2 separate regions of the Homo sapiens genome follow, and region 1 is linked to region 2. A link is a loop called in an ENCODE intact Hi-C map of the cell type or tissue named here. Cell type or tissue: dorsolateral prefrontal cortex. All regions are shown on one strand.

The links. A loop is a pair of places that touch in the nucleus more often than their neighbours do. Peaks named below come from ENCODE experiments on the same cell type or tissue, not always from the same donor. Only the 100,000 strongest peaks of a DNase experiment are listed, where the experiment ranks them.
Region 1: a loop joins it to region 2, with 4 times the contacts of the local background. A loop is called at or near these places in 94 of 110 quality-filtered maps.

The regions. Positions count from the first base shown.
Region 1 is chr6:150,394,471-150,396,970 of GRCh38, reverse strand. The region is part of intron 4 of IYD (iodotyrosine deiodinase); the gene reads right to left. Among named protein-coding and RNA genes, the nearest start is that of IYD, 27 kb to the right of the region's middle. In dorsolateral prefrontal cortex, a CTCF peak has its summit at 1,365; a DNase peak (open chromatin) is centred at 1,400.
Region 2 is chr6:150,079,699-150,082,198 of GRCh38, reverse strand. No RefSeq gene overlaps it. Among named protein-coding and RNA genes, the nearest start is that of ULBP3, 12 kb to the right of the region's middle. In dorsolateral prefrontal cortex, CTCF peaks have their summits at 1,154 and 1,366 (motif pointing left); DNase peaks (open chromatin) are centred at 1,348 and 2,398; H3K4me3 peaks cover 196 bases; H3K27ac peaks cover 221 bases.

The DNA of each region.
Region 1 (2,500 bases), 310 kb before region 2:
AGCTCTACTTTATCATGGCGTTTCTTCTCCTTGATCATATCTTCACATAGTATTTGAACTTGCAATGGATAAATCTTAATTTTTTTTTTTTTTTTTTGAGACGGAGTCTCGCTCTGTCGCCCAGGCTGGAGTGCAGTGGCGGGATCTCCGCTCACTGCAAGCTCCGCCTCCCAGGTTCACGCCATTCTCCTGCCTCAGCCTCCCGAGTAGCTGGGACTACAGGCGCCCGCCACCACGCCTGGCTCATTTTTTGTATTTTTAGTAAAGGCCGGGTTTCACCATGTTAGCCAGGATGGTCTCGATCTCCTGACCTCGTGATCCGCCCGCCTTGGCCTCCCAAAGTGCTGGGATTAGAGGCGTGAGCCACCGCACCTGGCCAAGTCTTAAACTTTTTTGAGAAAATATTTACACCTTAATTTAGTGTCATTTTATATCTTGGTCCTTTTCAAGACATAGCTTTTACTCCATACTGAATTTTGTATGTCTCTAGCAGTAGAAACCTGCAAATACACAGACCATATTAAACAATTCCTCTTATTAATATTATTAATGTTAAGTTGACTTCTATTATTATTTTATCTTTCACTCTCTCGATGTGAGTACTTTGGTCTTATTATAGGTCAGGATTTTTTTAACTGGAATCCTCAGACCCCCAAAGGGCCAAGGATTGAATTTAGCAGGTCCATGAACTTGAATTTGAAAAAAAAAGTTTTCATATTCACTAACATCTAACTGAAATTTAGCAGTTTCTTCCTTTATAAATGTAGGCAGCAAACCACAGTAGTGTTAGCAATATCTATGACTTTATCACCAATGAAATCCACAGTTATTTTCATATCATTTTACAGTTGTTATAGATATTTTAAAATATCATTACATTCATCACTACTTTAAAATTATAGAGCTACGACTAGCTCTTGGTATTTAATATATTAATAAAGGCTTGTATATTATATTCTAAACAACAACCACCACGGCAAGTTCCTATGACTACAGAGCCAACCATGGAAGCAGAGCATCCCCACCCAGTGAGATGCTGATGCCCGTTGATAGGGGACTCAGTGGCCAAGGGGTACCCCATCGACCTCTTTCCAAGCCTCCAAATAACAAACATCTAAGTAAAAGCAATGAGTAGCTTCCAGACACTTCCCCGCCTGCCCCTCTCCAGCTTTTCCAATCAGATCACCACCTCTAAACCTGACCAGGAAGTTCTGGAAGCTGCCTCTACAAGACATGCATGGCGCGCTTATCAGACCCAGTCACCATACTGGAGATGCGGGCTTCATGGAGATTTTTCTTTCCTCCATCACTAATCATAACCTACTCTCGGGATTATGCCTTATGAAAGCTAGGGGGCAGCAAACTCAATGGCAAAGTGAAAAAGACTGCCTGCTGCAGAGGCACCTGGGCAGCCTTGTGAGCTGAGCTTGCTGCAGGCTTCGCTGCTTCTTCCAGGACCCTCAATCAGGTGGCGGTGCCTCGCAGTCTGATGCCGCATGGTGATTCCATTATTTACCTGCTTACAGATTCAGGAAGGAAATCAATGCCAGCTCCTTCAGGATAATTTTTCCAAAAACCTAAAACACATTTCAATGACTACATTTTGGGAGGTGTTATTCAACATACATGTTTTTCTTTGAGATAGTGAAGAAGCTCTCTTTTTTTTTTAATCCATTGTCTCTCAAAAGTATGGTTACTTGCTCTTATAATCTTGTTTTCTACATTTATTTTATGGGTTTACCATCTCTCTCTATCCACTACCCAGCCCCCAGTCTCTGCTAGAATATACAGTTCATCAGACAACTATCCCCAGTGGCTCCCAGGAACTGCCACGTAGAAGGAGCTCAGAGGCCAGGCATGGTGGCTTACGCCTGTAATCCCAGTACTTTGGGAAGCTGAGAAGAGTGAATCACTTGAGCTCAGGAGTTGAGACTAGCCTAGGCAATATGGCAAAACTCCATCTATACAAAAAATGCAAAAATTAGCATGGTGGTGCCTGCCTATAGTCCCAGCTATTCAGGAGGCTGAGGTGGGAGGATCACTTAAGCCCGGGGGTCAAGGCTGCAGTGAGCTGTGATGGTGCCACTGCACTCCAGCCTGAGTGACACAATGAGACCCTGTCTCAAAACAAAACAAAAAGGAGCTCAGAAAATATTTGTGGAGTGAATGCACTGTTGAGTGAATGCATGAATAGTTTGAAAACTATACAGCAATCCTGCTCCATTTCATGTTAGCATTGCTCTCGTTCCTATGCAGATGGAATTTTTGAAAAGCACATGACCTTCTTCCTAATGCCATGCAACGCAAACTTCTCAGAAAAGGGCCTCTATGAAGAGCCCTTCTCATGGCTTTTTAGTCATTCCATCATCTCTGAGAGCAACAGTAAACGTATCCAGGGAGTTAGCCTCTGTGACTTTTAGGCTCCAAAGTACTTCATGTGGGTCTGCCAAAACCCTTGAAACTTCATGTTGTTACAGATGACTGCAAACACAACACCAAT
Region 2 (2,500 bases):
AAAGGTTATTTGCATAAAAATCTTCATTTGTTTTCTTGAAATTATGTTAACAGAAAAAACAGCACACGACAGTATAAACACCTCTCACACAAACAGCTATCAAGAGATAATTTAAATGTTTTCTAGGGAGGCCGAGGTGAACAAATCGCTTGAGGCCAGAAGTTCAAGACCAGCCTGGCCAACATGGTGAAATGCTATCTCTACTAAAAATACAAAAATTAGCTGGGTGTGGTGGTACATGCCTGTAATTTCAGCTACTGCCGCGAGGGGGTGGGGGTTGGGGGTTGGGGGCTGAGGCAAGAGGATTGCATGAGCCCAGGAGGCAGAGTTTGCAGTGAGCTGAGATTGCCTGGGTGACAGAGAGAGACCCTGTCTAAAAAAAAAAAAAAAAAAAAATTTAAATTTAACATTTATGAGGGCCTTTTTTCTATGAAGTTGCCTGTATTTCCATTTTTTTTTTCAAAAAGTATATCTGTATTGGAGTTAAAAATGGTTTGATGGAATAATATTTCAACTAACTGAAATTATATTTTAATTATTATCCATCTCCAATATTTATTATAGTCCTAGTGTACAGTTTGTTGAGCCCATATTTTCCCTGAGGACTGAAGTCACTGTGAGTAAACTGCCACAAGGTTATTTTATTTCTGGAGGTTGTCTCCCCTAAGTACTGTGAAAACCTATCCTCTTGACGGGGTGCCAACATGGACATTTTCTCATTCACCGAGTAGGAGAAGTCTGCAGGCACTTTTCATTATTTAAGAATTCATGGCCCGGCGCGGTGGCTCATGCCTGTAATTTGGAAGGCCGAGGCAGGCGGATCACGAGGTCGGGAGATCGAGACCATCCTGGCTAACACGGTGAAACCCCACCTCTACTAAAAATACAAAAAAATTAGCCGGTGCGGTGGCGGACACCTGTAGTCCCAGCTACTCGGGAGGCTGAGGCAGGAGAATGGTGTGAACCCGGGAGGCGGAGCTTGCAGTGAGCCGGGATCCCGCCACTGCACTCCAGCCTGGGTGACAGAGCGAGACTCCGTCTCAGAAAAAAAAAAAAAAAAGAATTCACAGCAAAAGATAAAAGCTTTTATTTTTGTTATTTATTTTTGTTTTATGAACGTGGCCCTTTCAGCTTTATAAGAACAATCCATATCGGTGTGCGAAAACCACACACAACCACTCTCCCGAGGAACACACATCCAGGTAGCCGAAGCCTGAATGAAACAGTATGTTTGCCCTTGGTTTTCATGGAAGCCTCAGGTCCTCCTACCGCCTCCCCAAGGCCTGTGCTCATAGCTTTTCTAGACCCTAGGAGACTGGACCCGGGCAGCCCGCTCACCTCTGCCTCGCTCTTTAACTGCAGCGCCCTCTGGTGTACGTCTTGATTTTAGCAGCCGAAGTCACTGGCCCTGTGTCATGCTGCTGGTGCGTCCTGGTGGTAGTTTTATCTTCTGTTTCTCTCAGGTAGCATCTAGAGATAAGTTAGAACGACAAGAGTTTGTAAGAAAAAAATAACAATAAAAACTCTGGAAGCCAGATTCTCCAATGCCCACCATAAAATGCCAAGGAAATAACCTCACTCTCCCCTAAGGACCTGGAGACATTGGCTTAGGAACTCACCTCATTTAGGGCAACTGCCTCATCTGAAAGACAAGAAATGAACACCCGGAGGAGTTAAGTGGCTTGTCAGGCTGATACAGTGAGTTGGGTTGACCACCTAGGCCTTCTGCTATCTATGATGGAAAGAGCTACAATTCACTGAGTATTTATTACCACGAGCCAAGCACCATGCTAAGTCTATTACAGGCATTGGCTTATTTGAGGCCCACAGCAATATATTGAGGTGGGTACTATCATGATGCCTATTTTACACACAGAGAAGCATAAGCTTTGCAATCAAGACTGAGGAAACGTGCATGCTCCATGTCACACAAACACAGGTTTTGAAGCAGGCAGTCTGACTGCAGGGCCGGTGCTTGAAACCACTACTGATCTTACTGTCTTTGTGGCAATTGTATACTTAGATATGGATATGCACATATGTAGATACATGGATACAGGTGTATGGATGTACATGAATTTACACGTGTATGATATATCAGTAAGCAAGATATGGTATCATTTTGCATATTTTGAAACTTAAACCAAATGGTATTATAATTGTATGTACTTGGAGGGCAGATGGGGGAAGGATAAATCCATTCACCTGCTTTCTGCTGTGCCTTCCTATACTACAGAAACAGGAAAGCTAAAAACTACATTTCCCAGACTCCTTTACAACCAGAGTCAGGATGTGGTGCAGATTCAGTCACTCTAATGTGGGGGAATTGCAGCAGGGACCAGGCATCTGCTGCTCTTGCTGCCAAGCCCAGCAGGGGAGATATTCAGGTTTCTGGGCAGCATTAGCTGAGGTCTTGGGCTCTGGTCGCTGGCTCTGAGGTGCTGAGAGCAGGGCACGTGGCATCCACTTTGAAGCTGAAAATCTTCGCAGGCACAGTGGG